2 separate regions of the Homo sapiens genome follow, and region 2 is linked to region 1. A link is an interaction called in ENCODE POLR2A ChIA-PET data of the cell type or tissue named here. Cell type or tissue: GM12878. All regions are shown on one strand. Links, peaks and the distances in the headings refer to the core of each region. The heading gives the core; the rest is flanking DNA.

Region 1 (15,183 bases), core at 4,526-12,525:
GCAGGAACAGGGTGAGAGGGGAGGGCAGAGCACACCCGAGGTGGGAAGACCTGTGCTGATTGCAGAGGTCTAGGTGGTGTATTAGTGTCCTGTTGCTGCAGTAGCAAACTACACACATCTAGTGGTTGAAAACAACACAGATCTCCTACTCTCCAGTCTGGAGATCAAAAGTCTGAAGGGTTTCACTGGGCTAAGATCCAGGTGCTGACAGGCCTGCCCGCCTCTGGCGGCCCTGGAGAGATCAACGCCTCTGCCTTTACCATCCTCTCCTGGCTGCCAGCACTCCTTGGCCTGTGGCCCCTTCCCCCATCTTCCCCAGCATCTTCAAATCTCTTGCTCACCCCGTACCTCCTTCCTCCGTCTTTTTTTTTTTTTTTTTGAGACAGAGTCTTGCTTTGTTGCCAGGCTGGAGTACAGTGGCACGATCTCAGCTCACTGCAACCTCCACTTCCCGGGTTCAAGCAATTCTCCTGCCTCAGCCTCCCAAGTAGCTGGGACTACAGGCATGCGCCACCACATCCAGCTAATTTTTGTATTTTTAGTAGAGACGGGGTTTCACCATGTTGGCCAGGATGGTCTCGATTTCTTGACCTCGTGATCCGCCTGCCTCGACCTCCCAAAGTGCTGGAATTACAGGCGTGAGCCACTGCGCCCGGCCTCCTTCCTCCTTCTTTAAGAACCCTTGTGATTCATTGTGTTCTTAAAGCCTACCTGATAATTTGATAATCTTCCCATCTCAGAATCCTTAATTACACCTGCAAAGTCCCTGTTATTATGTAAGGTGACATATTCACAGGTTCTGGGGATTAGCATGAGGATGTAATGCCAGGGCCATTATTCTTTCTACTGCACAGATAGGCAAAGGACCAGGCTGTTGGTTCCTGATATTCAGAGTCCCCAGCTGGTGCTGGTCCCGGGGCAGAACCTTCGAACTCAGGCCCACTGCATTTAACTTGCTATTTCTTTCCATGTTCATTTGTCATTCATTCATTTAGCAGTCAATCATTGAGCTCCGTGTTGGGCAGTGGGGACACACGGGGAAAACTTGGACACCATCCCTCCTTGCCAGGAGCTTTCACCAAGGATCCTAGCCTCCTGAGGTGGGTGAGGTCCAGAGGCAGGCAGAGCCCAGGCCTGGTGGGGCAGGGGCAGAAGTGCCAATGTGTTCCTGGGGCCAGGCCTGGCTTCCAGAGGTGGCAGGCCATAGTTTTGCTGACTAGAAGTGGGATGAGGCCGCTCCCAAGAAGGGCAATTGATAGGAGAGTTTAAATCCAGGGCAAGGAGGGAAGGTGGGCACCTAGGGAGGGGGTGGGAGTCACGTCTCTGCCAGGCTGCCCCATCTGAGGGCAGAACTGAGAGCCCAGCGGCAGAAGGAAAGAAACCCCATGTTCTGGGAGCTCCATGTGGGAATTGGTGGCATTGGTGCTGTCTGACCAGAGGAACTGTCAGGTCCCTTCATCCCTGAGAGGCCTAGGGAGGCTTCAGGGAGGTGGCATGTGGAGGGTAAAGGGTGCTGTCCAGAATGCTGTCTCCCCGCACGCTGGCTTTCAGACCCAGGCAAGCACTTACCTACTCCCCCGAGGCTGTAGTCGATGGGGGCAGTATCCCCTCACTCCACAGAGGATTATTGTTAAGATTATTTTGTTTTTCGGCCGGGCGCTGTGTCTCATGCCTGTAATCCCAGCACTTTGAGAGGCCGAGGCGGGCGGATCACAAGGTCAGGAGTTCAAGACTCAGCCTGGCCAATATGGTGAAACCCTGTCTCCACTAAAAAAAAAAAAAAATTAGCAGGGCGTAGTCCTAGCTACTCAGGAGGCTGAGGTAAGAGAATTGCTTGAACCCTGGGAGGCGGAGGTTGCAGTGAGCCGAGATTGCACTACTGCACTCCACACTCCAGCCTGGGTGACAGAGCGAGACTCCGTCTCAAAAAAAAAAAAAAAAAAAAAAGATGATGATGATTTTTTTTTTTTTTTTGAGGCAGGGTCTCACTCTCTCAACCAGGCTAGGGTGCAGTGGGTCAATCATGGCTCACTGCAGCCTTGACTTCCTGGACTCAAGCAATCCCTCCCACCTCAACTTCCCAATGAGCTGGGACCACAGGCATGCGCCATCATGCCTGGCTAATTTTTTTTACTTTTAGTAGAGGCAAAGTCTCACTATGTTGCCCAGGCTGGTCTTGAACTCCTGAGCTCAAGTAATCTTCCCGCCTTGGCCTCCCAAAGTGCTGGGATGATGGACATGAGCCACCGCACCCAGCCTACTGCTGAGATTAAGTGAAAGCATGCCAAGAGGGCTTGGCACACAGTAAGTGCTCAAGAAATGTTACCTCCTCCCCTCATGACTGAGATGCTAAGGTTTTATGATTCTAAGATTCTTGGCTGCTGGGCACCTCTTTCCAGCCGTGAAGCAGAAGACAAAGCTCTAGACAGGAAGGCAGGTTGGGGCCTGGCTACAGTACCCACATAGTCAGTGGCTCCGAGCCTGGTTCTCTGGAGGTGGGGAGGAGGGAGAAACCGGGGCTGGAGGCTGAGCCACATGCCCACTGTCCTTGCTCCACTCACCAGCTCTTCTCCTTTTGTTACCACCAGCCCCACCCTGTGACATGTCCAGGATAGCTCAGCCCACACGGGGAGGAGAGCAGAGGCAAAGCCCTCTCTGCATCAAAGCTGCCCCTCACTGGAAGCGGCCTGTGAAGTGGGGCTCAGTGAGTCTGAGTGTCTGTATGCCTGGTGGGCTTTGGGTTCAGACTGATAAGGGTTAAAATCACAACTGACTCTGACCCCTTGCCGGGTGATATTAACAAGTCATTGGATCCCAACTCTGAGCCTTAGTTTACTGCTCTGTAAAATGGGGGCACTAAGGCGTTATTATGAGGGCCAAAGAGAGAATGCTTGTGGAGCGCTCAGCCCTGGGCGCTGGCTCCAGACAGCTCTCAGAAATGTGGCCACTTAGTGTATGCTTTTGAGATTGTCATTCTCAGAGTCTAGAATCCTGTGGTTTCAAGATGAAGGATTCTGGGTTCTTTTCCAAGAGTCCAGACCTCTTTTTTATTTGTGATTTTGAGATTGTGACTTCTTGGTTCTGACATCCTGTGATCCTGAGACTCTGGGGTCTGGAGAGGTGCAGCAGGTCGGGGGCCAGTGGGAAGGCAGTGGGGGCAGTGTGATGGAGGGGCCAGCCGAGGGAGCAAGCACAAGGTTGGTGTCTGTTTCCTGTTTATTGGTTCCCAGGGGGTGAGCAGGCCCTGCTCCCGCACAGCGCTGTGGAGCAGGAAGCGGGGAGGCAGAGTTCCTGGCTGCCAGCCAGCCCCACAGCCGGGCCTCCAGGGACTGCTGGGACCCCACTCCCCAACCTCCTGGACAAACATTCAGTCCTTTCCCAGGACAGGGCACTGGAGGTTAAGGAGCAGATGTGGAAGGGAAGGGGTGGATAGATGGGGAGGGACGCCTTCCCCCAATAAAGGTCCCGATAGCTCCATCTTTCTTAGCTGCCTGAATCACTGAGGTCTCACTCTGGGTTTCTTGGTATCCCCCGCCTTTCCCTGTCTCCCTGGGATGGGGCCTGGTGATGAGATGTCCAACTTCTGGGCAGGCCAGAAGGGCAGGAGGAGGAAGAAAAGGGCCAGGGCCTTTAATGCCAGAACTGTCTACCTGGAAAGACTCTTAGAAACCAGCCATGTTTTCTAGCCTTCCTCACCCCTGCATCATTCAGATGGGGAAGCTGAGGCCCAGCAAGGGGCCTTGCCCAAGGCCACACAGTAGTGGACTAGAGCCAGAAATCCCCCCCATGCATCTCACCATTGCTCCAGCCTCACACTGTAAGGGGTCACTGAGAGTTCTTGAGAAGTGCAGTGACGTGGTTCACCTGGCATTTTAGGGAACTTGTCTGAGCCAGGGCAGGAAAGGGAAGCCCCTGTATGTGTCTGAGGCCAAGAGGGGCAGGGAGGTCTCAGTTTGACCAGAGCACCTGGGGAGAGGCTCTGTGTGGGCAGGAACCAGGTTGAAAGCCTCAAGTGCCGAGTTAAATGGCCTGAGCAGAGGGGCTCCCCTCTGCCAGCTCCCCTCTCCCTTTCTGGGAGAGGAAGGGCTGGGAGCACTGCCAGCTTTGCACATCACAGTATCCTCTGGTTGTGAGGTGATGATCTGACATGAGGGTGCGGGAACATGAGTAGCCTGAGCTTAGGTAGCAGAGGATGTGGAGCTGGCGAGGGGAGAACTGACTGGGAAGACAATTTGGAGGCAGAATCTGGGAATTCGAATTTAGGTTCAGGGGTTATATCAGAAACAGGGTTGGGGGAGCGGGACTCACTTCTTGTCTCGGCAGAAATTTCCTCTGCATTCTGAAAGAGTGAGGTGGCTGTGAGCCCTGCCTCTGTGCCCAGCAAGCCTCCTGTCTGACCTCAAACCCTCTGCTCCAGTGGAAGTGCCCTGCCTCTCAGGGGGGTCCCTGAAGAGCCCCAGAGCTCCAGGCCACACCTGCAGTCTGGCCCTCCTGGGAGAGGCCTAATGGAGGGAGCATGGAAGGGAATGAAAGAGCAGGCTTGGGCTGCCTTGCTGGCTCTAACCTAAGACAAGTCCCTCTGCCTTGGTTTCCCCATCTGTGAAGTGGGAGTCCTCCAGAGTCCAGCAGAGCTCTAGAATATGCAGGCTTTTGGGAACTGAGGGAGAGGGACTGGTAGGTCCACAGGCAGGCATCCTTGCCAGCAGCCCTCGTGGTGGGTCCTGTAGTCAGAGACAAAGAACCTTGTGATATTTGTACCCTAGATCCTGAGACCAGTGCTATTCTGTGGCCCCGCAGCCCTGGAGGCCTTCCTGAAGAAGAGGAGAGCCGCGCTTTAGGGAGAGGAGTGCCTCACACTGGGGGCCTGAGCGGAAAGCCTGCTTCCCTGTCAGATGCCTGAGCGCCCTCCCAGCTCCTGCCGCTCCTGGGCCCCTCCTCCCCTCTGGCCTGGACCCGCCACTTCCAGGCTTCTCCCCAAGGCCAGCGGGGGCGTTGCCTGGGGCGGGTGAGGAATTTCCGAGGGAATGGCTAAATTCAGCCCCAGCTAAAAATAGTCCCGGGCCTGGCCCCAAGGCTGGTGGAGGAATAGGAGAAGGGTGGGCCCGGCCTGCCCCATCTCATCACCTGGACGTGGTGCCTGGGCAGTGGAGGGTCTCTGCTGGTCCCCTGGGCATCTGTGTCTTTGTTCCAGCCACTCGCACCAGGACTTCCTCTCATGGAGGCTCCCTGCTTTCTTCTCTCCTTCTGTCCTCTGTCCTTCTCCCTGTTCTCCTCCCTGGGTCTTGCTCCTCTTCCTGTCTCTCATCTCCTCTGACCATCTGTGTCACCCTGCCTCCCTTTAGAGAGCCAGACAGAGACCCCTGGCCAGGGACTGGTCTTAGGAAAACGGCCGTGTAGGGCAGAGTCCCCCTCAGCTTCCCAGCCCAGGTGTCAGGAACCGCCTCTGTCCCAGGATACACAGTGATTGCAGCTCCTCTCTGCTTCGGAGGTAACAGACCTCTAAGGCTCTGGGATGTGGAGATGTGGGTGGGAGCCCCCAGTTTGCCCCGTGACCCAATGCTTGATTCTGGTCGGGTGGATCCACCCATGCCAAGCCCTCCTGTTCCTGGCACGAGGTGGAGCCTGGGTACACGTTTATTAAATAAATAATGTGGGGGAGGCAGGAGGAGGACAGCTGAGCCCTGCCCTGGGGGAGCGCCCAGGCTCCTCTCAGCTCCCCTTACCACCCATGCCTATGCCTAGCCCTATGTTGCTGCTGTCCTGGGGACCAGGCAGGTGGAAGCTGGCAGATGGGCAAAGGGTGCCGTCCCGAGTCGGCACTGATTGGGGGTGGGATGGGAAGCAGACACAGGCCCAGAGAAGGTGAGGGTGCTTAGCTCAGGTCACAGAGCCCAGAAAGAGAGAGGTGGTATTCAAACCAGGATAGTCTCACTGGGTTGGAGTTCAGACCCAGATGGTCTGGCTCCAGAACCCGTGCTTAGGCCCCTGGCTTTCAGGACTGCCTGAGTTGGGGGCAGTGCCATCATCAAGGTGGGCACAGAAAGAAAGGGTGGATTTTGCTTTGGACATAGTGATCCTACTGGATTCACAGTCCATGGTCTGAGTCCCAGGAACCAGCACATAGTAGTTGCTCAGTAAATATTAGTTGAATGGCTCAGTTGCACTTGAGAGGCCCTTGGGGAGTGGGAGGAGGTGACAGGCACAGAAGGAATGAGTGTTTCCTCCCTTTATGGGCCCAGGGACCCTTCTCTTGGTGCTGGAAAGCAGCTGAGGTGGGTGCTGGGCTTTCTGCTGGCGGAGAGAACTCAGCCCAGGAGTTTGGGAAGGTGGAGAGATGGGCCACGGGCAGGTGAAGGGGAGACAGGCAGGCCAGGCAGTGCAGTGCAGTCCCGTTTGCAGTATCTGGAAAGCAGATCTCTTGGGCCATGGCCGGCGTGACTCAAATGGAGACAAAAAAACCTTCCATATTTGGACAAAGAGCCCAGAGAGGCCCAGACCCGCAGCCAGCCCAAACCTCCCCCACCCCCAGCCTCCTGCCCTGTCTCCCTCTGGGCCCCTAGCCCTGAGTCCTGTCCCATGAGTTGAACTCTTGGGCCTCAGTCATCAGGTCGCTTCCTGTGTGGCCAGGCCTGGGCTGTGGGTGCTGGGGAAGAAATTTCGTTCCAGGGCTGGGCCCTGTGCTTGGGCTGGAGATGTAGAGAGGAGCCCTGCTGGAGCCTGCGGGCTGGAGGGGAGCACACTGAAACCAACAGTTCCCACACTGTGGGGTAAGCTGACAGCAAACCCCCACCCATCTCAACACAGGCAAAGCTTGAGGAGCATCGCATATAGGCATTGTACACACACACTCTCTCTCTCTCTCTCACTTTCTCACTTTTCAATCCCCAGCAGATTTCCATACCCACAAAGACATCTGTACAGATATCAGGAGTGAGGACCGAGCCTGAGACCTTCCCTGGAGCAAGCTTTGATGACAGCAAAGTTGGAGTAGATTGGGGCAGCCAGATGTCAACAAGTAACATAAACAGGCATTATCCATCTGGAGAGATGTGAACAGAGCAATTTGCTCCTGTACCACCCTCTGAGTGTCCAGCAAGGGGCGGGGCTGGGCAGTGGATGCCAGAGCCTGGTGAGTGGGGAGAGGGCCTAGGCCGCTTCCTGCCTGGGAGCAGACCTTGCTCCCATGGGACAGCCCAGCCATTTGACTGAGAACCGGGGTGTTCACTGTCATTGGTGGATTGACTGAGCCCTGACTGCACAGATGCTTCTACCTTTTCTAACTAGTCTTGGATAATTAACGCTGAAATAAGCTCTGAGTGGCGGGTTGGGGGAACCCAGGGGAACCTTTAAAATTCAATTGCACTGTGGCCCACTGGTGCCTGTATGTGCAGGGTTAGCATGGGGGCCGCAGGGTGAAGGAGAAGGGGTTCCTGACCCAAGAAGCCCCATCTGAGAACTGGGGGTCGAAGGAGGCCAAGAAGGGTGAGGGCAGGGAAGGCTAACTTAGGGCAGTGGCTGGAATCTTGAAGGACTAGCCAGACCTTGACAGGCAGAAATGAGCCAAGGCCCTTCAGGGAGAGAGAACTGCAAAGGTAGAGGCCTGTGATGGAGAAGCCCTGGTGTGTCTGGGGTACCATGAAAGCTCCCTGGTTCTGGAGAGGTCAGGTGGGCCCCGGGAGTTCCTAAAGGCCAGGCCTAAAAGCCTGGACTTGATCCCAGAGTGGTAATTTCCAAGCTCACGGCTGTAATCCCAGCACTTTGGGAGGCCGAGGTTGGGAGGCCGAGGAGGGCGGATCACCTGAGGTCAGGAGTTCAAGACCAGCCTGGTCAACATGGTAAAACCACATCTCTACTAGAAATACAAAAATTAGCTGGGCCTGGTGGCATACGCCTGTAATTCCAGCTACTCGGGAGGCTGAGGCAGGAGAATCGCTTGAACCCAGGAGGTAGAGGTTGCAGTGCACCGAGATTGCACATTGCACTCCAACCTGGGCAACCAAGAGTGAAACTCCGTCTCAAAAAATTAAAAAATAAATAAATGAATAAAAATAAAAATAGTGGAACCTTTTCTTCTAGAGGAATCTTGACACAGAAGTATAAAGCAGGCTGATCTCATTGATTTAAGTGAAAGTAGGGTCATGTCTGCCCCCTGGACCACATCTCACGCCATGTATTTCCATGGAGCTTTCAGGACTCAGTCAGGAAATCTCTGTTGTGGAAAGAGGGAAGCCCTCCCTGATGGGAGGCGTTAGAGTGAGACAAGCCTCTCCCTTCAGTGTCTCTGCAGGCTCAGAAGGGCAACCAGCCAGGCTCCCTGGGCAGGGGTAAACTCTGTTGGGGGCCAGGTCTCCAGACGCAGCCAGGATGATGGAGCATACCACCCATCCTTGGTGCTCCTATGAGCAGGCAGCACCTCCCACCCGGGGCCTGGAGCTGGCTGGGCCCCACTTGATCAGAAGGACAAACTGTTGGAGTGGTGGGAAAATCCTGCCTGCCCCCTGCTGACACCTGGAAGGACACAGGCCCTTTGAGGGAGGTAGGAGCTGGCAACCAGCTACGCTCCCAGAATGTGCACCCTGTCTCAGCCCAGCTCAGTCACACTGACAGTGGACAGGCAGGAGCACATTCTCTAGAGGTCCAGGAATCGTCCTGACTCCTGTAGGATGAGTGAATTAGGTTAGAATCAGGAAGGAATTCCCCAGAGTTTGTAGTGTGTAAAAGGAAGAGTATGAACAAGTGTTGGCAGGAGAAAGACTGAGCTCTGAGGCTGGCAGGTCTGAGGCCCTTCAGGACCTAGGCCTTGCCCCGCTTAGTAGACCAGCCTGCCTGGTCCACCATACAGCCTAAGCTCCCACTTCTTTGGCCACGAAAAATGTAGAATGAGTAGGAAGTTGCCAAACATAGACATAGGAAGCCACACCTGGCAGAGAGACCAGCATGTGCAAAGGGCCCAGGGTGTAACAATGCGATGGGTTGGAGGAACTACTGTGGCCAGAACATGATGCAGCCAGACCGTGGTAAAGGTGGGGAAATTTGATGCTGGTGAGTCAGCAAGGGCCAGGTCATTGAGACTCTCGGGGGACAAGTACTTGATCTTACATTCAGCTGGGTTAGTGTAATGGTTAGAACAGACTGAAGCCAGATGGCTTTCTTCAAATCCTGCTCTTCCTCTTAGTTTTGTGGATAGTCCTGGGTAATTATTCATTGGAAAAGCTGAGTACTCACGTGTTAGTACTTAGTCCCTCTGTGGCTCAGTTTATGTACCTGTAAAATGGGGATGATGATGATGGCACCTATTATAGGGTTATGGTGAGAATTTGATGTGATTATGTCTGTGGTGGCTGGGCTGGACCACAGACCACTGGGGATCAGTGGGAAGCCGTAAAACAAGTTGGAAGGGAGGGAGGGAAGTGACCTAGCTGGCTGAGGAAGAGCCCCAGGGATGGAGAGAAGAGGATGGGGTCACTGAGAGTAGCCCAGGTAATCCTCTTTGGTAGGGGGATGAGCTGAGCTCCCTGAGGGAGGCTTGGAGTTCCCCACGGGCAGCTGTCCAAAGGAAAAGAGTGGGGCTATGCAGGAGGGATGGGACTCTGCAGGCTGGGGGCTCTGCCGGAGTTTTGCTAGCAGAAATCCCCACCTTGCTTTAAAGTTGCCCATCACTGACTCTGGAGCAGCTGGTCTGTGTTCCTTGCCATACAGATGGGGGCCCAGAGAGGGGCAGGGTTGCCAGAGTCACCCAGTGACTTCTGACCCCAGGACCTTCCTCCAGGCTGGGGACTCACTTTGAAGCTCAAAGCCCAGCCCTGAGGTCGCTCTACCCAAGGCAGGGGTTGAGCGTTTGGCTTGAAGGAGGAATTGGACAGTTCTACCCCAGTCTGAATGTGATTTGGGCAGGGAGGGCTTCCTGGAGGAACACCACATGTGAGACTGGAACTGTCCCAGAGGAGACCAATGTGGAAACAGAAGAGGGAAAGCAAAGACAAAGGCTCCAAACTTGGGGCTCCAAGGCAGTGCCCCCTGTTCTCTGGTGCAGTCTTCATTCAGTGGGAACCTCGTCCTCTGTATGTAGGCTGGGAACACAGGTGGTGCCCCAGCTATGAGGAGGCACAGACTGAGACAGGAACATCAGGCCTGTGTCACCAGGGCAGGGTCCGGGCTGGGGCAGAGATACTCCGAGGCCAGGGGAGCCCAGAAGGTCTAGGAGAGAGAGTCATGGAGGGAGCCTAGAGAGGCAGGATGGAGAAGGAAGAAGAGGGGTGCAAAGGCTGTTCAGAGATGAGACGTGAGGCTGGAGTGGGCAGCAGGGGCCTGATTGCAAGGTGAATTTTTTAAATTAAATTTATATATTTAATATTTTGAATAGATGATATATTCACATGGTTAGGAAAAATCCAAAAGGATAAAAAGTCTCCTTCCCACCTGGCTGCCTATTTCCTACCCTGCCTGACCCCAGGCCACCCAGCTAGTAGTGTCTTTGTGAATCCTTTTATCTGCAAACACCAGCAAATTCATCATCTGTTCCCTTCCTGCACACAGATGGTAGCACACCGCTTTGCCCCTTGCTCGTTACACTTAATGTCATTTGCAGGTCTTGCCTTATCAGTATTTTGAGAGCTTTCATATATATATATATATATATATATATATATATATATATATATATATATATATTTTTTTTTTTTTTTTGTATTTTGGGTTTTTGTTTTTTTTTTTTGAGACGGAGTCTCATTCTGTCACCCACGCTGGAGTGCAGTGGTGCGATCTCAGCTCACTGCAACCTCTGCCTCCCAGGTTCAAGCAATTCTTGTGCCTCAGCCTCCCGAGTAGCTTGGATTACAGGTATGCACCACCACGCCCAGCTAATTTTTGTATTTTTAGTAGAGATGGGAGTTCACCATGTTGGCCTCGCTGGCCTTGAACTCCTGACTTCAGGCGATCCGCCTGCCTCAGCCTCCCAAAGTGCTGGGATTACAGGCGTGAGCCACCGCATCTGGCCTCATATTCTTTTTTGTACTGCATGGTGTCCCATTTTGCAGAATACCAAACTATGCAACCACATATTAACAGGTATTTAGGTTTTTTCAGTCTTTTGCTGTTACAAACTGCTGCAGTGAACAAGCTTGTTTGTAGGTCATTTCTTAGGAGTGCTAGGATACAGGGTAAATGTGATTCTCATTTTGCTGCTGTCCATGGGGGTCTGCCATCAGCAGTAGGTTAGAGGCCCATTTCCCCACAATCTCACCAACTCAGACCTTTGGGTATCTTCCCAATCTGATAGGTCTCAGTGTATTTTAATTTGTATTTATCTTATAATGAGTAAGGTTGAGCATCTTTTTCTATCTCCAAGAGACATATGGATTCCCGTTTCTGTGAATGCTTCATATCCTTTGTCTATTTTTCTGTTGGGTTGTTGGCCTTTTGTTTTTATCAGTTTCTAGGAACCTTTTAAATATTAGGGAAGTTAGTTCTTTGTCTGGCATATGAGTTGCAAATATTTTTTTCCTGATTTGTCACTTGACTTTTGACTTTGTTTATATTTTTACTATGCAGAAGGTTTTGTTGTTATGTGTTCTACTTTATCAAGCTTTTATTTTATTGCTTCTGGATTTGGAGTCATAGTTAGAAAGGCCTTTCCCACTCCAAGATTATAAAGTAATTCTCTCATATTTTTTCTCTGCTATTTTCAGTTTTCTTGTTTTATTTTACATTTAATTCCTTGATCGGTTTGGAATTTATCCTGGTGTGTAGTATGAGTTATGACTGCAACTCTTTTTTTTCTGGATGGTTGGTTTTAAGGTGAGGAATGACTTGGTCAGAATCTTTCTAGGGTGGGTGTGAAGGTCAGCTGAGGGGATCGAGGCTGTGGCTGTGGAGGGGCAGGGGCAGAGGGATGAACAGAAGGGCCTGGAGTGGCACCAGATAACTTGCTGGGCCCTGGAAGGTGGCATAACATTCCCAAATTCCTTGTCTGTACTGTGTGACTTTGGGCAAGCCCCATCCCCTCTCTGGGCCTAGATTATCATAGCTGGAAGAGGCCCTGGACATCGCCCTGGCTGTCCTGGAGGTGGAGGCAGAGAGTAAGACTGTGGAGCTAGCGCCCACTCAGGCTTGGCCCAAGAAGATGGAGGGCTGGCAGCAGAATTCACTGTGTTCCTGGAGTGGGCAGGCAGGAAGGAGGAGAGGGGCAGGCACCCATTTAAAAATGCCCACTGCAGCCTGGCACAGCAGGTGGGGGTGGGGGCAGGCCCTCTGCCAGCCCTCTGGATCCAGGAAGGCCAGGGGTTTCTAGGGGTGGGCACATTACCTGCTGTCTCAGCACTGTGGGCCCAGCTATTACCATTCTTGGGGATCCTCTTCTCCCTACCGTGAGGCAGGCACCCTTGTCCTCTCCTTTAGAAAAATAGAGAAGCCAGAGTGGACAGACCACATCCCCCAGAACCTAGTCCTGCCACTACCCTGGACTTGCTGTGTGACCTTGGATTGAGTCCCTGTTCCCTGGGGTCCCTATCCATCAAAGGGAGCACTGGCCTTGTCCTGGCTGTGTCCCATACCCCTAGCCCTTACCCATGTCTCGATTTGGATTAGAGGTAGAGAGATCTTAAGGCCCATGCCTCTCTCTCCCTCTTTTACAGATGGGGAAACTGAGGCCATGGAGGGGACCCTGGACCCCTGCCCTGCATTGCTCTTCTTGGCTTTCCTGGGCCCCTGGACCTTCCTCCCTGGCCCCAGCGTAGCCTATACCACCTCCCCTCCCCCACTCCTGGGCCCCAGTGGTCAAATTCCAGGGCTGTCATTGCCATGGCAACAGCCAGTTCACAGGGCCCCTCCTCTGGGGTTCTCCACCAGTCCTGTTGTCCAGGGAGGAGGCAGAAAGGGCCTCCCACCCCTGGGGGCCTGGAGGGTTGGGCGAGGGGGAGTGGGGGGGTGCGGGGGGAGGAGGTCAGACTCAGCTGGCTTCTCATTTGTTTTCCAAAGGAGAAAATGGAAAAGGCACAAAGTGCTGCCAACAAATGCTACTCTGTTGTCCTGGAGAGAGAGAGGGATAGAGGTGGTCACCTGGGCTGGGGACAAGAGAGCCACCTGGAAAACCTCTCCCAGCTCTCACCTGGAGAATCACCCCACAGAAGCATCAGAGCCCAAAGGATTTTTGAATGGGAGGTGGAGGAAATTTCTTCCTGAGGTGACTGCTGTCCATTTCTAAGGCCACCCAGAGACTGAGGGGTCCAGCCCAGCATGGCTTTTTCTCAAGCAGACATGCCCATAGTGAAAGGAGCTACCATGGCCCCATGGGAGGGGGAGCTTGTCAGCCCTGCGGATATGCCAGCGAGGGCTGCCAGGGAGGCCTGCCATGGAAGGAGGGTGCTTAAGCCAACCACTGACCCCTGAGGGGACCTGCCCTCTGAGATTCTGGTTATTCATAACAGCCAATATTTGTTGAACTCATGCTTTGTTCTGGGCACTGTGGGAAGTAAGCCCTCTATATTCTCTACTTTATAGATGGGGAAACTGAGGCACAGATGTGGTCTTCTGGAGGTCGGGAAGCCATCAGTGGAGAGTGGTCTCTGGCTCTACCCCTCTACCCACCTTTGTCCAGGGCCCCTGCCCACTGTTAATGTTCTGGTATATTTCCCTCCAGGCTTTTTCTCCGTGTGTGTGTGTGTGTGTGTGTGTGTGTGTGTGTGTGTGTGTGTGTGTGTGTGTGTGTATTTTAAATAACATTGAGATGGTGCAGAATGTATGCTTCTTGCTTCTTTCATTTGATGTTATACCCAAATACTTCTCCATAGCATTTCAAAGATTTCAGTAAGTGCATGAATCTCTGGGCTTTCCTGTGGTTGGACCTTGAGGTTGTCGCCAGTTTTCCCTGCTGTGGAAAAGGCTGAGTGGGCGAGTGGGCGTCCTCATGCTGGGAGCCTGGGCTGCTCCCGGGGTCACTCCCTTAGGCTAGAACATGCTCCTCTCTCCGGGTTCCTAGATAATCCCACACCTCTTCCTTCTGGGGTTCCTGGGGGGCGGGAATCCTGTCTGCTTGAGAGACCTTGAGCAAGGTACTTAACTTTTGAGCAAGGTCCTTAACTATGCCTCATCATCTTCCTCTGTAAAACAGGGTAATAATAGGGCCTACCCAGGAGGCTTATTGTGAGGTTAAAATAATACCTGCAGAGCGCTTAGTAAGCAGCGCAGAGGAATCCCTCAGGAGATCTTCTCCTCCTGGTTTATGCTTTTGCTCTCTTCCTGTCCTCAGGCCCAACGAGGTTGTGTAATTTGCTCACAGTCCCACAGCAGGTCAGTGCCGGCACTGAGATTTGGGCCCTGGCCCCACCAACCTCTTTGTCTTGAGAACCTAAGCACACATGACTTCTCACTGAGCCTTGCTTTACCCACGGAAGAGCTCATGAAATTAGGCCCTGGAAGTGTTTTGTAAACTCTAAGGTACTGGGTGGTTCCACTTATTGCCAATAATAATGACAAGACTAGAAAGACCCTGAGTTTTAAAGGCCGAAACTCTAGAAGTTCAGAGGAGGGGAGTGGGCAGGTCTGTGCTACCAGAAAGACTTTCTGGCGGTGGTGGCCTTGTCCTGGGCCTCAGGAGAGTATACCCTGGGTTTGGCTCAGGCTGACCTTCAGCTGTGAATCTTATCCACTGCGCACACTTGTGCACATGCACGCGCGCGCGCACTCACACGTAACTATCGCTGTCCAGGCATTAGGGCTGGTCACCATTGGTGGATAAATTCAGTAAGGCCTAAAAGCCCAAGCTGCTGTTGGTCAGCCAGAGGCAGAGACCACTTCTTCCAGAGGCTAGGGTGGAGGGATAATTGAACGGGCATGGTCACTGCCCCTGGACATCCTGACCACCCTATGCTTGCCTGGTGTGATGGGAGGGGGCTTCCCTCGGCTCTGGGTTATGCCAGAGTCCCCAGGGGCAGGGCTGGAGTGACCGACTGATGGGTAGAACTTACTCTCCCCTCAGAGTGTCACCCGGGTCCTGGAACAGGGTGGGAGTAGGGGAGGTAGGGGCCACAGTGCAACCCAGCTGGTTGGGCCTCTCTGGACAAGCTACAGTGGGAGAGCTCCAGAGGCCTGGTCTGGTCTGGTTCTAGCTCAGCTGACTGTCTGCCACCCTGGGGGTCATGAGACATTTCCTCTTTGAGCCTCTGTGCCCATATATCAAATGCGTAG
Region 2 (15,131 bases), core at 1-8,000, 600 kb before region 1:
AGCAATCCTGTCCTCCGAGCTTTGCACACGCTGTTCCCCCTGCACTTCCGAAGTGCCTTTCTTACCCCAGCACCAAAGGCCACAAACTCCCCATCTACCCTCTGGGATCCTCTGCCTGTGCGCCTCCCACCCTGGGTGGCATCCACTCACCTCACCAGCAGGCGGGGGGGTCCGGTGCGGGGCGGCACGGGTGGAACGCTCAGCTCTGCCAAATGCCGCTTAGCAGGCAGCGGGGGCAGCACAGGGTCTGGGGCAGCTGTGGATGGGGTGGTGAAGCAGGTGGGCGGAAGGCAGCTCCTCCGGGGCGGGATGGGTGGGGCAGCGGGGAGCCCCTCATCCTCTGTAGTGGTGGGCAGCGGCTCGGGTGGAGTGGCAGGCACAGGTGGTGAGCGGAAGATGTGGCGCTTCATGGGCACAGGCCGTGGGGTGGGGCGGGGTGCAGGGGCCGGTGAGGTATGGGCACGGAGCAGGCCAGCCAGGATGCGGCGGCGGTGACCAGGGAGTAGCATGCCCATGTCCATCAGGCGGGTGTCGCTGAGGCCTTGGCACTCAGTGGCCCACACCAGGCCATGCTGCTCAAAGAGCCCCGTGTACTGCTCCAGGTGCAATGCCCGCAGCCACTCGGCCACCGATAGCGCAGCATCCCCAGCCTCTGCCATGGTTCCTGCCAGCGGAGGCCTGACTGGCAGGGCTTTGTCCAGAGCTAGAATAGACAGACAGGCACAGGTCAGAGGCAGGGCTGCCGAGGATTGGTCCCCTCACCAGCAGCCTGCATGGCTCTCTCAAGCCATAGGTTCAAGTTCTGTCCTGGAGCTTCCTCCCCTGTGCTCCATGTGCTAAGCAAGGCCAGGTACTGCCAGGTCTCTGAACACACAGGCTCTTCTCTCCGCCTGAACCCCCTCACCCCTTCCCTTGTGCTATCCCAGCATCCAGCTCATGTTTTCTTCTCTAGGAAACCCTCCATGATCTCTGGGGTTGGTACCACCCCACACCCCAACACACAGCCTTGGCCACTGCCGTGAGAATGGCCAGTGGCATGATTGGTGCTGTGTCTTATACCTCCTCCCCACTGCCCTCTGCAAGACCCACGGCAGGGCTAATTCCCTCTGAGGCACCAGTTCCCAGTGAGGGCCAGGCCAAGGGCTTAGCGAGCATTGAAGGATACCACTGCTGGTCCCTCCTGCAAGCCCAGTCTGGGAGCCGAGACTAGCCTCCCCCTACCTCCATGCCCCTGGAGGAAGTGAAATGCTGTGGGACGTGAGTAAACCCAGCATCACATGGCCTCTGGGGGCCTGGCCCTGGAATTGGGTAAACCCTCCCATCACTAAGGCCATTCATCCATTTGTTCTTTCAAAATAGCCTGGCACTAGGCAATGGGGACTCAGGCTCTACCCCTGCACCCTGTAATCAAGAGCTCCTGGCCTGGTGGGAGTCAAGAGGTGATATGAAGAGGTGACCAAAAGAGGTGATTAGCAGATCAAAGGGAAAAGTCATCTGATTATCTCCACAGACACTAAAGAGGCATATGATAAAACCCAATATCCAGCTTACTTACACAAACAAAAATCTTACTAAAACAGAAATAAATTGATACTTTCTTAAATGAGAAAAGAATATCCATTTTACTGTTGTTATTATTATTCCTCACATTGCTCTGAAAGCTCTGGACAACAAAAATAAACAAGAGGTCTTAAAATCAGAAAGGAAGAGATAAACTATCCATTTGTTGCCAATAATATGAGTGTTGAGTTTGAAAGCCCAAGAAGGTCAACTGAGAAACTATAACAACCAGTAAAGACTTTAGTAAGACAGTTGGGTTCAAAATTAATATAACAGACTGGCCGGGCACAACTATAATCCTAGCACTTTAGGAGGCCGAGGCGGGTGGATTGCCTGAGCTCAAGAGTTTCAGACCAGCCTGGGCAATACAGTGAAACCCCATCTTTACTAGAATACAAAAAATTAGCCAGGCATGGTGGCATGCGCCTGTAGTCCCAGCTACTCAGGAGGCTGAGGCAGGAGAATTGCTTGAACCCAGGAGGCAGAGGTTGCCATGAGCCGAGATCATGCCACTGCACCCCAGCCTGGGCAACAGAGTGAGGCTCCGTCTCAAAACAAAAACAAAAACAAAAACAAAAGAAACAAACGAAAATTAATATAACAGAAATCAACATTTATAAGCAACAAACAGGTAGAAACCAGGATGAAAGACCCCATTTACAAAAGCATCACAAAATAGAAAACACCAATAAACTTCCTAAGAGATAAACAACAGCGATAGGAAGAAAAATTGGGAGTGTTACTGAGGGACAAAAAGAAGACCTGGACAAATGGCAGAGCACAGTAAGTTCTGGATAGAAGACAACATAAAGAGATTAATGATGTCTAAGTTACTTTATAAATGTACACAATCCAATTAAATATGTACAGAATTTTTTTTGAAGCTGATTTGAAATTTCATGTGGAAAAATAAGCAGGAAGAGTGAGGAAAATTCTGGAAGCAGGGGTGGAGGGCGGGGAGGGTAAAGAGTAGGAGTCAACCTCACCACATGTTAAAACATATTATAAAGCCACAATGATTAAAACAGTATATGGTAACAGTGCATGAACAGACAGATCAATTAAACAGAACAGAAAGTTCAAAAGTAGACCCAAATACATATACAAATTTAGGATACACTAAAAGTAGCCTCTCAAACTTGTGGGGAAACAAGGGATTCTTAAGTTGTTGGGACAGCTGTGGAGTGCTCTCAAAAAAAACTAATGTGGATCCCTATCTCACACTTTACAACAAGAAACATTACAGCTGTATCAAAGACTTCAGTATTTTAAAAAACCATGGCTGGGCAAGGTGGCTCACACCTATAATCCCAGCACTTAGGGATGCTGAGGCAGGCAGATCCCCTGAGGTCAGGAGTTTGAGACCAGCTTGGCCAACACGGCAAACCCTTGTCTCTACTAAAAATACAAAAAATTAGCCGGGCATGGTGGCAAGCACCTGTAATCTCAGCTACTCAGGAGGCTAAGGCAGAATTGCTTGAACCCAGGAGGTGGAGATTACAGTGAGCCGAGATCACTGCACTCCAGCCTGGGCAACAGAGAGAGACTCCACTTCAGAAAAAAAAATAAAAAATAAAAAATGAAAGGATTTACGAAATCATCCTAGGGCTGGGTATGGTGGCTCACGCCTGTAATCCCAACACTTTGGGAGGCTAAAGCAAGAGGACTGCTTGAGGCCAGGAGTTTAAGACCAGCCTGGGCAACACAGCAAGACTCTGTCTCTACTAAAAAAAAAACCTAAAAATTAGGCAGCTGCACACTTGTAGTCTCAGCTACTTGTGAGGATGAGGTGGGAGAATTGCTTGAGCCTAGGAGTTCAAGGCTGCAGTGAGCTATGATCACACCACTGCACACCACTGCACTCCACCCTGGGCAACAGAGTGAGACTGTCTCTAAAAAAAAAAAAAAAAAATCATTTCAGAGAGGCAAAAGCCTTCTGGAAATGAAACAAGTCCAGAAGGCACACAGAAAAGACTGAAATATTCAACTCTACAAAAATCAAGCACTCTTGCATGGTAAAAAGCACCATAAGCAAAGCCAAGAGCTAAACAACAAACTAGGGGATATCTGCCACTCATATTCCACACAAAGGGCTCATTTTCCTAAAAGTTGAAAAGCATGCAGAAATAAGAAACGGATCAATAATCTAACAGAAAAATGGGCAAAGAGTATGAATGAAAAAATTTACAAAAAGGAAAATATAAATGGCTCTTAAATATCTGAAAAGGAACTTAACCTCCCCCACACTAGGAAATATGAATGTAAAATATTTTGAAATACTGCTTTCTACCTATCAGATTGTCAAAGAGCAATAAAGTTGGAAAATACAGGCATTGGTGATGTGGTAGGGCATCCCTTCCCTGGCTGTGGAATGCCTCTAGGCATGAAAGCCCTAAGAGATGCAGATGTCTGGGCTGGGCGCGGTGGCTCACACCTGTAATCCCAACACTTGAGGTCAGGAATTCGAGACCAGTCTGGTCAACATGGTAAAATCCCGTCTCTACTAAAAATACAAAAAGTTAGCCAGGCACAGTGGCAGACACCTGTAATCCCAGCTACTCAGGAGTCTGAGGTGCAGGAGAATCGCTTGAACCCAGGATGTGGAGGTTGCAGTGAGCCGAGATCACACCATTGCATTCCAGCCTGGGGGACACTTTGTCCTCCCGCCTCCCCCAAAAACAGAGATGCAGATGGCTGACCCAGCCACCCATAGGCACTTAGCCTGCATTTTTACTGGCACCTGCCAGAATTGACATATATAGAAGGTTACTAGCTACAGTGCCTGTGTTTAATAGCAAAAGAATGGAAATAACCAAAATGGCCATCAATGGGAGAATAGTTAACTAAATTATGTTGTAGTTGTGCAATAGAATACTGAGCGGCCATAAGAATGAGGAAACTCCTCACATATTGACATGGGATGATCTATAAGATACACTGTTAAAGGAGTAAAGAAAAGTGCAGAACAGTTTGTGTAACATTCTCTCTCTGTGAAAAAAACAAGGGGGAGCATGGAGTAGTGTGCAGCTACTGGTAAATGAACAAAGTATCTCTGAAAAGACACATGAGGGCAAGGTGACAACAGTTATCAGCTTCCTCCTAGGACGAAAACTAAGGCCTGAAGGGACAGGAGGGAACAGTGGAAGATGCAGAGTTCACAGGGCCTGAAGTTCATGGGACCTGAAGCTTACACAATTTAAGTGCCCTCTGATATGGTTTGGATGTTTGTCCCCTCCAAATTTCATGTTGAAATGTGACCCCCAATGTTGGAGGTGGACCTAGTGGGAGGTGTCTGGGGTCACGGGGACAGATCCCTCATGAATAGCTTGGTGCCCTCCCCATGGTAACAAGTGAGTTATCACTCTATTTGTTCATGTAAGAGCTAGCTGGTTAAAAGAGCCCGGCTTCTCTCTTGCTTCCTCCCTCACCATGTGACATGCCTGCTCCCGCTTTGCCTTCTGCCCTGACTAAAAGCTTCCTGAGGCCTCACCAGAAGCTGAGCAGATGCTGGTGCCATGCTTATACAGCCTGCAGAGCCCTGAGCCAAATACACCTCTTTTCTTTATAAATTACTCAGGGTATTCCTTGATTGCAATACAAAACAGACTAACACATTCTCCTTAAGAGTATCTCACTTTTGCAAAATTCACAAAAACACATGACCACATGCACACACTGTTCAGGACCCTCTTTAGATCCTGGAAGGAGCCCTGCACCTCAAACTCCAGCTTCCCTGGAAATCCACCTCTGAGGAGAGGGAGACTTTTCACTTCAACATATAAAGATGTCAGTTCCTCCAGGGTTAAGCTAAAACTTTAACACCATCCCAACTAAAATTACCAGCTGGAATTTGTTGAGACCAGCAGATTCTAAAGTTCATATAAAATGATATTAGAGATGTGTTAAGTGGAAAAGCAAGATGCAGAACAGTGTTATGTAAACATCTCGGTTAAAGAAAAAGAAAAAAATATACATATGTTATATATATATGCAAATATAAACACAGAAAACTGGACGGATATATATAAAACTGAGTTTGGGGAGGGGAATTGACAGCTGGGAAGACAGGAGACACTATACCCTTCTGTATCTTTTAAATTTTGTATCATTTTCCAAAAAGTAAATAAAAATTAAAAGGGAATGTGATAACCATGAATAGAGCCTGAGAATGAGAAAGGGAACAAAACTTGCCAGGCAGGGAGGGGAATCCAGTGAGGAGATACATAAACACAGACCTGCAATTCAGCCTGCTGGCCCCTGCCTTGTCCCTCTGTCTCGTACCCCCACCCTGTTCCAAGGTTCCAAGGCCTGCTGGGAGGCTCGTAGCAAGCTCTCTGGGCCTCACCCTCTGCCTCTCAAGCTCAGTTCTCAAAATGGAAAATGGGCTATCAGGTGTCAGCCTCCATCAAGCCTTCCCCGACCTCAATGTTAAGGCCTAGCGTGCCACAGCCAGCCCTGTTCCCACCGCTCCACCTCCTGACTCACCAGCTGGGCTGCCAAGGACGCCCGGGTCCTCCCAGAGACAGCAGCTATTCTGAAGGGCTCCTCATCTCGGCCTGAGGCGGGAGCTGCAAGGACAGGGATGGAGGAGAAAGCCCGTGAGGCAAGGCCACTATGAGATGCCAGAGAAGGAGAGGGGAAGAGGGAGAGGGACAGGGAAAAGGAAAGAAGAAATGGGGGCCAGGCACAGTAGCTCACGCCTGTAATCCCAGCACTTTGGGAGGCAGGTGGATTCGAGTCCAGGAGTTCAAAACCAGCCTGGGCAACATAAGAAGACCCCATCTGTACAACAAAAATACAAAAATTATCCAGGTGTGGTAGTGTGTGCCTGTAGTCCCAGGAACTCAGGAGGCTGAGGTGGGAGAATCACTTGAGCCCAGGAGGTGGAGGCTGCAGTGAGCTGTGATTGAGCCACTACACTCCAGCCTGGGAAACAGAGCCAGACCCTGTCTCAAAAAAAAGAAAAGAAAAAAGAAGAGATGGGGAAGAGGTGGAAGAAGAGGAAGAGAAGGAAGAGGGAAGAGGAAAGGATTCGGGGAACCTCATGCTCATGGAAACTGGCAACAGAAGTCAGACCAGAGGAAGGCCTTCCTGGAGGGAGAAGGCAGACAGACAGGCCTGTCCAGATGTGGGGGCTGCACAGGTGGTAAAGAGGAGTCAGGACTTCCCCACTCTCTGGCCCTGCAAGACCAGTGCTGGGATGTGTGTAGGGGCAGACTGTGGAAGGGACAGCCCCAGGAAGGGTGAGGAAGGGACAATGCAGCCCTGCGACTAAAGAGGTCTCCCTGACACAGAGCCTGTCAGGAGAGGTGGGGGACCTTAGAGGACCCAGGGACACAGGACCCTCTCCACTAAGCCTGGGGACCATGAAGTGGCCTGAGGGCACAAGTAGGGTAACTGAGTCAGGGGCATGAGACCCCAGGGCCCTGCCCCTAAATATGTAGGGGAGGTTGAGGAAAACAGACCAAAAGGGGATGCTTCCAGGCAGGAGGAGAAAGAATAGGATATTCCTGACAGGCCACCACCCTTGCTATGCAGACAGCCGGAGCTCTGTGGGGCTAGGGACCAGTGGAGTGGCATGGACAGGTCTCCCTCCCCAGGACCTGGAACAGTCAGGTCTGCCAACACTAGGGTTAACTTCAAAACTGCTGTGCTCTGCATAATGGCTTCAGTAGGTATTCATGAACATTTTACATCTTACAAACACATAAACAGGTATTTATCTTAAGCAAACTCCATGATTATCACTGCCTAGGATAGGGCTAAAACAGGTATACATTTTTTAAATATTTTATTTTAGTTTATTTATTTTGAGACAGAGTCTAACTCCGTTGCCCCAGCTGGAGTGCAGTAGCGCAATCTTGGCTCACTGCAGCCTCCACCTCCCAAGTTCAAGCACGATTCTCTTGTCTCAGCCTCCCGAGTAGCTGGGACTACAGGTGCGTATCACCATGCCCAGCTAATTTTTGTATTTTTAGTAGAGACGTGGTTTTGCCATGTTGGCCAGGCTGGTCTCGAACTCCTGACCTCAAGTGATCCACCCACCTCAGCCCCCCCAGTTGCTAGAAGTACAGGTGTGAGCCACCACACCTTGCCTTATTTTATTTTTGAGACAGGGTCTTGCTCTGTTGCCCAGGCTGGAGTGTAGTAGTGCAATCATAGCTTACTGCAACTTCCAACTCCCAGGCTCAAGCAATCTTCCTGCCTCAGCCTCCTGAGTAGCTGGAACTACAAGTGCATGCCACTGTGCCCAGCTAATTTTGTTATTTTTTGTAAAGACAGGGTCTCGTTATGTTGCCCAGGCTGGTCTCAAACTCTTGGCCTCAAGCAATCCTCCCACTTTGACCTCCCAAAGTGCTTAAGATTATAGGCATAAGCCACTGCACCCAGCCCAAAAGTCAATACTTAAAAAACAACCTTTAAGTAGCTAGCACTTCAGATGAAAGCATTGGCAAAAATGGCAGTGCTACTCAAACGACAATTTGAAACAAGAAAAAGAGACCACATAAACAGTGCTTACTGCATGCCAGGTATCCAAGTACTTTATATTAACTCATTAAAGCCTCACAGCAGCCCCAGGAGATACATATGATTGCTATCCCTGTTTTAAGGTGAAGAAACTGAGATAAAGGGAGGTTAAACAACTTTCCAAAGCCACACACCTAAGAAGGAGGCAGTATGAATATAGTCTAGCCCTGTGCTGTCCAATAGCAGCCAGCAGTAGCCACACGTGGCTGTTGGACATTTGAAATGTGGTCCCTGGAATATGATGTGCTAGATTTTGAACACAGTGGATTTTGAAGACTGAGCACAAAAAAAAAAAAAAAGAATGCAAAATATCTCAATAATTTTCCCTATTGTTTACATGATGAAATATATTATTAACATTAATTTCACTTGGACTGTTTAAATTGCATTGTGGCTTACACTCTATTCATACTGGAGACTGTAGCTCTCAACTTTTTTTTTTAGACAGGGTCTCGCTCTGTCACCCAGGCTGGAGTGCAGTGGCACAATCTCTGCTCACCGCAACCTCTGCCTCTTGGGCCCAAGCAATTATCCCACGTCAGCCTCCCAAGTACCTGGGACTACAGGCTTGCACCACCACGCCCGGCTAATTTTTCCATTTTTTTGTAGAGATGGGGTTTTGCCATGTTGCCCAGGCTGGTCTTGAGCTCCTGGGCTCAAGTGATCTACCTGCCTCTGCCTCCCAAAGTGCTGGGATTACAGGCGTGAGCCACCAGCCTTTGGCCATCCACTTTTAACCACTCTTCACGGCCTCTCAAAACACAAACTGAGGGCCGGGCGCAGTGGCTCATGACTGTAACCCCAGCACTTTGGGAGGCCAAGGCGGGTAGATCACTTGAGGTCAGGAGTTCGAGACCAGCCCGACTGTCTCTACTAAAAATACAAAAAATTAGCTGGGCATGGTGGTGGGTGCCTGTAATCCCAGCTACTCGGGAGGCTGAGGCAGGAGAATTGCTTGAACCTGAAACGCAGAGGTTGCAGTGAGCTGAGATCGTGCCATTGCACTCCAGCCTGGGCGACAGAGTGAGACTCCAGCTCAAAAACAAAAGCAAAAACTGAGCACCTGCTATATACAGGCCAGGCACTGTACTAAGCGTTTAACACAGATTGATAGATGACGGTCCCAGCAACCCCACTGGAATGACCAGGTCTGGGAAACAGGAAACTACTTATCTCCCTGAGAAAAGCCTGGCTCCCTACTGGGCCTCTCTCAAGTTCCTATTCCTGCACTAAGGGCATCTGGCTAACATCAAAGACACGGTGACTCGGCACTGACACCTCTTTGGAACAGCCATGTTCAAGGCACTGGAAGCATGAACCAGACCTCAGACCTGGACTGGCCCTCCAGGAACCTCAGGCTGGAAGGGATCAGATACCATCAACCAGTGAAAACAGCCCAGGGGGCCCTCAACCAGGCTGAGGTAAGGGAAGGCTTCCCGGAGAAAGCAGCAAATTGAAAAAAGAAGTTCAGAGCAGTGCCCTGCTAAGCCACACTGCAGCCTGAGGCAAAGACAGAATCATCAGTACTGTTCCTCTCTTAATTTAAAATGTTAATGTTTTATATTTTGCTCATCATGGATTTTTGGCATTAATTTTTATTTTTTAAATGGCATTAAATATTATATACCTTGAATACTGACCTTTTTAAAATAAATAGTTATTGCTTTTACATTTTAGTTACCTTTTTTTTTTTTTTTTTGAGACAGGGAAGGTCTCGCTTTGTTGCCCAGGCTGGAGTGCAGTGGCATGATCATGGCTCACTGCAGCCTCAACCTCCTGGGCTCAAGTGATCCTCCCACCTCCCCCTCCCCAGTAGCGGGGACCACAGGATCTCATGACCAAACCCAGCTAATTACTGAGCTTTTTGGTACCCCCTCAAATTCTGCAACAGAGGCAAGTGCCTCACTTGCTCTACCCTAATCCAAGCCCTAGTTTGGAGGTTTAAGCCCCTCAGCTGCTATGACACATCACTGAGTCCTCATCCTCAGGAAGGCAGGGACCTGGCAGAAGGGAGTGTCATCCTGTTGCGACAGCACAGCCAAGAGCTGAGGGGTTTCCCTCCTCTCCACCCTAATGGCCCAATCAGACTTCAGCACCCCCACACCCCCATCCTGCCTCTCCTTCTCTCTCATGTCCCTCCAGCGTCTCTCCACTGTGCCAACTACAGTCCCACCCCCACTCAAAGCCTTTCCATGGTTCCCAGTGCCTTCGAGCACTCCTTGGTCTGTCATTCAACTTCATCCAGCTCTGACGTTTACAGACGAAGAAACAAACACCCACAGGGAGGAAGTGACTTGCTCAAGTTGTCAGTGACATACCCCAACCCCCAGCCAGGCTGGGCTGGCCCTGTCCATGACTTCCTCCATGTCACTTCTCACAGTAGGCACTGGCCTGGCAAACAGGGAGCCCCCAAAGTTGTCTGCTGACAATGAGTGAGTAAACCACATCCTCCCATCTTCAGGTGGCTCCAGGCCAGCTCCTCCAAAAAGTCTGCCCTGACTGCCCCCTCAAGCTCCTAGTCCTCTGAGGCTGAGCCCCATATCTCGGCACTGCTTCTGCTCTCTCTTTGGTTGCTTGTTTTGTGGGGGTCCACCTCCACCCAATCCCCCATGTATCCTGGAGTATCCTGAGAGTCCATACCCCTTCTTATCTCCTCTGCTGTCCACAGTGGTGCCCAGGACCTGGCTGGGCTCACAGGTGCACTCAGTCCCAGTCCAGAGGTAAGGGTCGCCTGGAATCTCTAATCCTTGTCAGCCAGTCCTTCTTCACGTCTGGCTTGAGTACTTCTTGCTGGAACCAAAACTTTTGCCCTTCTGTCCTCTACCTACCATTTCAACCCCAAGGTCAGAGTTCAAATCTCATCACCCCTTCTCTGTCCCAGCCCAGCAACTCCATGGTAATATCTCTACCCACTACTGACTAGTGACCTGTTTCACCGGCCCAGCAAGAAGATGACCCAGAGCCTTAGCCAAAGACAGGCACCCTCCAGCTTCCTTCTTTCCCTAAATGCACACCATTTGGCAACCATGTGCCCAGCCCCTGCTAGATTTTCTCCTTCATCTCATTTGTTCTTTTTTTTTTTTTTGAAACAGGGTCACTCTGTCACCCAGGCTGGAGTGCAGTGGTGTGATCTCAGCTCACTGCAACCTCAGCCTCCTGGGCTCAAGTGATCCTCCTACCTCAGCCTCTCCAGAGTAGCTGGGACTACAGGGGCATGCACCATGCCTGGCTAATATTTGTACTTTTTGTAGAGATGGGGTTTTGCCACGTTGCCCAGGCTGGTCTCGAACTCCTGAGTTCATGCGAGCTTCCCCTCTTGGCCTCCCAAAGTGCTGGGAGTACAGGCGTGAGCCACCGCACCCAGTCCCTCATTTGTTCTTATAACAACCCTAAGGCCTGTGATTCTTCTCTATGTCAATGTCATGGAAGCTGTGTGAGGTAGAAACTCACCAGGTCACCTGCTGGAGCTCACGGGGCCTTCAGAGGACGTGACTGCTTCTGTCTGGTGAAGTAAGGGAGGCTTCTAGAAGGAACCCCTGACTTGGGCCTTGAAGGATAAGTAGGAGGTGGCCAGGTGGAGGCCATTCCAGGCAAAGGGGACTGGGTGTGCAAAGCCCAGGGACAGAAAAGGACCTGGTGAATTTGGTGACAGGAGATGTCAGTGGGGTGGGAACAGAAGATGTTTAGAGAGAAAGGCTCAATGGCTGGCCCTCCGTCACCTGCATAGTCTGCTGACCGTGTGGGTGTGGCTCTCTCTTGAGGCCTCCCTGAGCCTGTTTTGCATTCTGATTTGCATGAGTCAGCCCTGGATCAGGGCAGCCTTAAAGGTCCTAACCCTTTCCACACCCAGCTCTGGAGTCCTCTTGGCCAGGCCGCCTCCCCTGATTGCATCCTCAGCTCCCCTCCGCACAGGCCTCTGCCCTGGGTTCAAGGAAAGACCTAGCCCTATGGGGAGCAAGGAGGGGAGGAAGGCAGGCTAGGGGTCCTAACTGAGGCCTCAGCTTGTCCACCACCACCTCCCTTATACAGCCTCATCCCCTACCCTGGGCCCAGCTGTCCCAGCACAGGCAGGCAGGGCAGCGACCCCAGCATCCAGACCTCAGGAAACTCCTCGGAGCTCCCCAACAGGAACCAAGAACATACACAGCCAGCTCTGGCCAGGCCTGGGTCTACAAACCACACCCCACTGGTACCACAAATGCACACCTCACACTACCTCAAGGGCCACACATCTCCCAGGGCCACACACACCTACCACCCCACCCAATGGCCACACCTCAGATCTGCCCTTTCCCACCACACACAGCTCCTACCAGCAATTCAACTGTGTGCAACAACCCCACAGCCCAATACCCCACCCTTGGCCCCCTCCCCGGCCCAGTCACCAGGTGATACCTCTGCATAGGGCCTCTTCGGTCTGCTGCCCTCCTGGGCCTTCTCCAGGCTCCGCTCACTCAGGCAAGAGTGTTAGAGGCACTTCCGCAGATATGAGGAACTAGTGGGGGCTGGGTTCCCAGCCCAGAGGGTGCAGAAGTGGCCCCCACGCCTCTGCAGAAGCCACCTCCCTCCAGCCCTGCCAGGAAAGGCAGCAGGTACAGCCTTCGAGTGGGCAGCTGACCGATCTCTGGGCCAAGCAGCCTATTTTCCATCTCTCGGGGACTGGTGGCCACCACATAACAGTCTCAGGAAGGCACACTGGGGTCTCCTGTCCTACCCCAGGCCGCATCTCTGCCCTATAACTCTCCCTGGCACCAGGAGATTCCTGTCCTGGCCCATGTGTGGTGTGGCCTGTCTTCTGGGGTCTCCGGAGTGCTGGTGGCTGATGGGGAGCAGCCCCTCAGGGCAGTGAGGACTGAGTGGGACCCCAGAGCCGGGGGAATGAAGAGCTGCCTCAGCTTGCTGGTGGGGAGTTGGGGGTCTATCAGCAATGTCCCTCGGCTCCAGGCCTGGGCCCCCTCCCCACCCAGTATGCAAGGCAAGTCTGGTTCCAGTCCTGGCTCCACCATTTCTTGTCTGAAGCCTGGGGCAAGTCACATCACATTCTGAGCCTCAGTTTCCCCTCCACAAAGTAGAGCTGTCACTCCCTGCCTCCTAGAGCCTGGCACCCAGATGACCATGACACGCCACCGCATGTGTACTGGAGGCCAGCGTGCTCTTCTGCTCACTCCTCTGCCGTCAGGCAGTCACTTCCTGTCCCTAGCCCTAAGGTCTTGGCTAGTCCTGACCCTGGGTGCTAGGCTTGTAGCCAGGCTCTGGGCTAGACTCCCTCCACATCCTGAGGTTCTCGGTTACCCCAGACACCAATGACTACCACAGCCTACCTCCAGCCATGTCCCCCTGCAGAGCTCCAGACCAGACCTGACTTCACGGCATTCTGGACCTCCCCTGGAATGCCCTGGCATGGCACACTCCCATCATACAATGAACTCACCAGCTCCCCTTGGGGACTGTGGGGAGCAGGGGGAGAAGAGCTGTCTCCAACCCAGGTGGGGCCTTTAGGCAAATAAGAAAAAGATTCCTCTTCTTCCAGGAGCCCCACACCAAGGGAAGCAGCTGAGCAAGAAGAGGACAGGCTGGGTTTCAGTCCTCCTTCTTCTGGCCCTCACTTCCCTACACCTGCCAGGCACCTTTGAGCAGTGCACAACACGCACACCCACACACAGTGGACCTGGTGGGAGGCAGGACCTTTTAACAACCTTCCTGCAGCAACCCTACCAGCATCACCCTAATAAAATGCTAAACCACAGTTTTATTAATGACTAAGGGACATGAAAGACCAAGGGACAGTAGGCATTGCTGACCCCACTTTCAGGCCTCACGCTAACTCCAACCCCAATCTTGAAAGACTTTCACTTTCTACAACCTTCATGTCTGCACTGTTTCAAGTTTTCACAATTATCACTTTTATAATTAGAAAAAAATGATAAACATGTTTTAAGTCATTACAATTGAGTTTGTTCCAGTTTGCTCCCCAAAACCATCATTATAAGGTAGCTTTATCATTTAAGTATAACATGCATAGATTACTAACAGAACTATTATAAGAGAAACTGCTAATTTCCTAGGCCATCTGGATGGAAAATAAGAGACTGACACTCAAAGCCCCCTCCCTGCCCCCGACTTACCCTCCCAAGGGTCTAAGACAAAGCTAATCAAATAAGGTCTCCCTCCCAGGCACTGGTGGCCAGCAGCACAGAGCGCAGCCCTCAGACTTTCACATGGGAAATGGACTGAGGCTCATTAATAAACTCGAGACGCCAGGGTCCCCGAGGTTTGTCCTCAAGACACCATCAGACCCCACCCTGGCCCTGACTCTCACCTACCACACCTTAAGCCTCACCCAGGGGCCCCTCATGTCCAAGCCCCAACCCAAAAGAGGGTCAGGTAGGGAAGGAGGTGTGGGATGACTCAGGAATGTCTAACATACCTCACTTGCAAATAAATGAAGCTGAAAGTTAAATGGTTTGGTTTTAGGCTTTGTCAAAAAGCCTATCACATACTATGCCCCTCTGGCCCCACCACATACCCCCGACCCCTAATGGGTCTGGGGACCCCTGCCGCTTCCCCCAACTCCTTCCTGTTTACCATGTTTTGGGCACACCCCTGCCCTGCATCCACACTGCCCCCATTCAACCCAGGCCCCTCAGCTTGCCTGGACTTCTGGGCCCTCACCGCTGCCTCCTGCCTCTGCCCCCTGCAACCAGGACATACTCTAGCCCACCGGGCTCATCTAATACATGGCATAGCTCCTGACCCCAACCCTCCACAGCCTCACCCCAGGACCCTCCCCACTCTCCCAGTCCTCACCCTCGGCCTAGCTCAGGCCCTTCCCACTTAGAAAGGTGACTCAACCAGCCCCACACCTACAGAGACCTGGGGCGCTCCCACCACCAGCAAGACAGGGCTCTGGCCTGGCTCCCTGGCCCTCAGGCACAGACACACTCTACAGGGGCTGGGGACTTCCTGTGGCAACTCCTCCCACAGAGGGCAAGGGGCAGCCTGAGGAGCCACAGGATGACTCCAGGAAGATCCTCCTGTGACCA

The links. Peaks named below come from ENCODE experiments on the same cell type or tissue, not always from the same donor. Only the 100,000 strongest peaks of a DNase experiment are listed, where the experiment ranks them.
Region 2: POLR2A ChIA-PET joins it to region 1 with 5 read pairs; 3 of 35 experiments call an interaction of 5 or more read pairs at or near these places.

Annotation. Positions count from the first base shown.
Region 1 is chr11:73,318,704-73,333,886 of GRCh38, forward strand. All of the region lies in intron 1 of ARHGEF17 (Rho guanine nucleotide exchange factor 17), which reads left to right. It overlaps LOC124902710 (a long non-coding RNA gene), which reads left to right and starts at 12,914. Exons shown (of 2, transcript XR_007062774.1): 1 at 12,914-13,180; 2 at 13,498-15,183. RefSeq lists enhancers at 2,051-2,704, 2,705-3,357, 3,358-4,010, 6,624-7,275, 14,565-15,183 and a silencer at 12,001-12,295. In GM12878, for the core only: a CTCF peak has its summit at 12,066 (motif pointing right); DNase peaks (open chromatin) are centred at 6,488 and 8,984; H3K4me3 peaks cover 478 bases; H3K27ac peaks cover 5,475 bases.
Region 2 is chr11:72,726,470-72,741,600 of GRCh38, forward strand. It overlaps ARAP1 (ArfGAP with RhoGAP domain, ankyrin repeat and PH domain 1), which reads right to left. Exons shown (of 35, transcript NM_001040118.3): 2 at 6,046-6,128; 3 at 151-703. The coding sequence starts at 659. Among named protein-coding and RNA genes, the nearest start is that of ARAP1, 18 kb to the right of the region's middle. RefSeq lists enhancers at 3,280-3,349, 10,221-10,400, 10,571-10,670, 14,685-15,131, 14,989-15,038 and 1 more. In GM12878, for the core only: no CTCF peak of the experiment used is centred there; no DNase peak of the experiment used is centred there.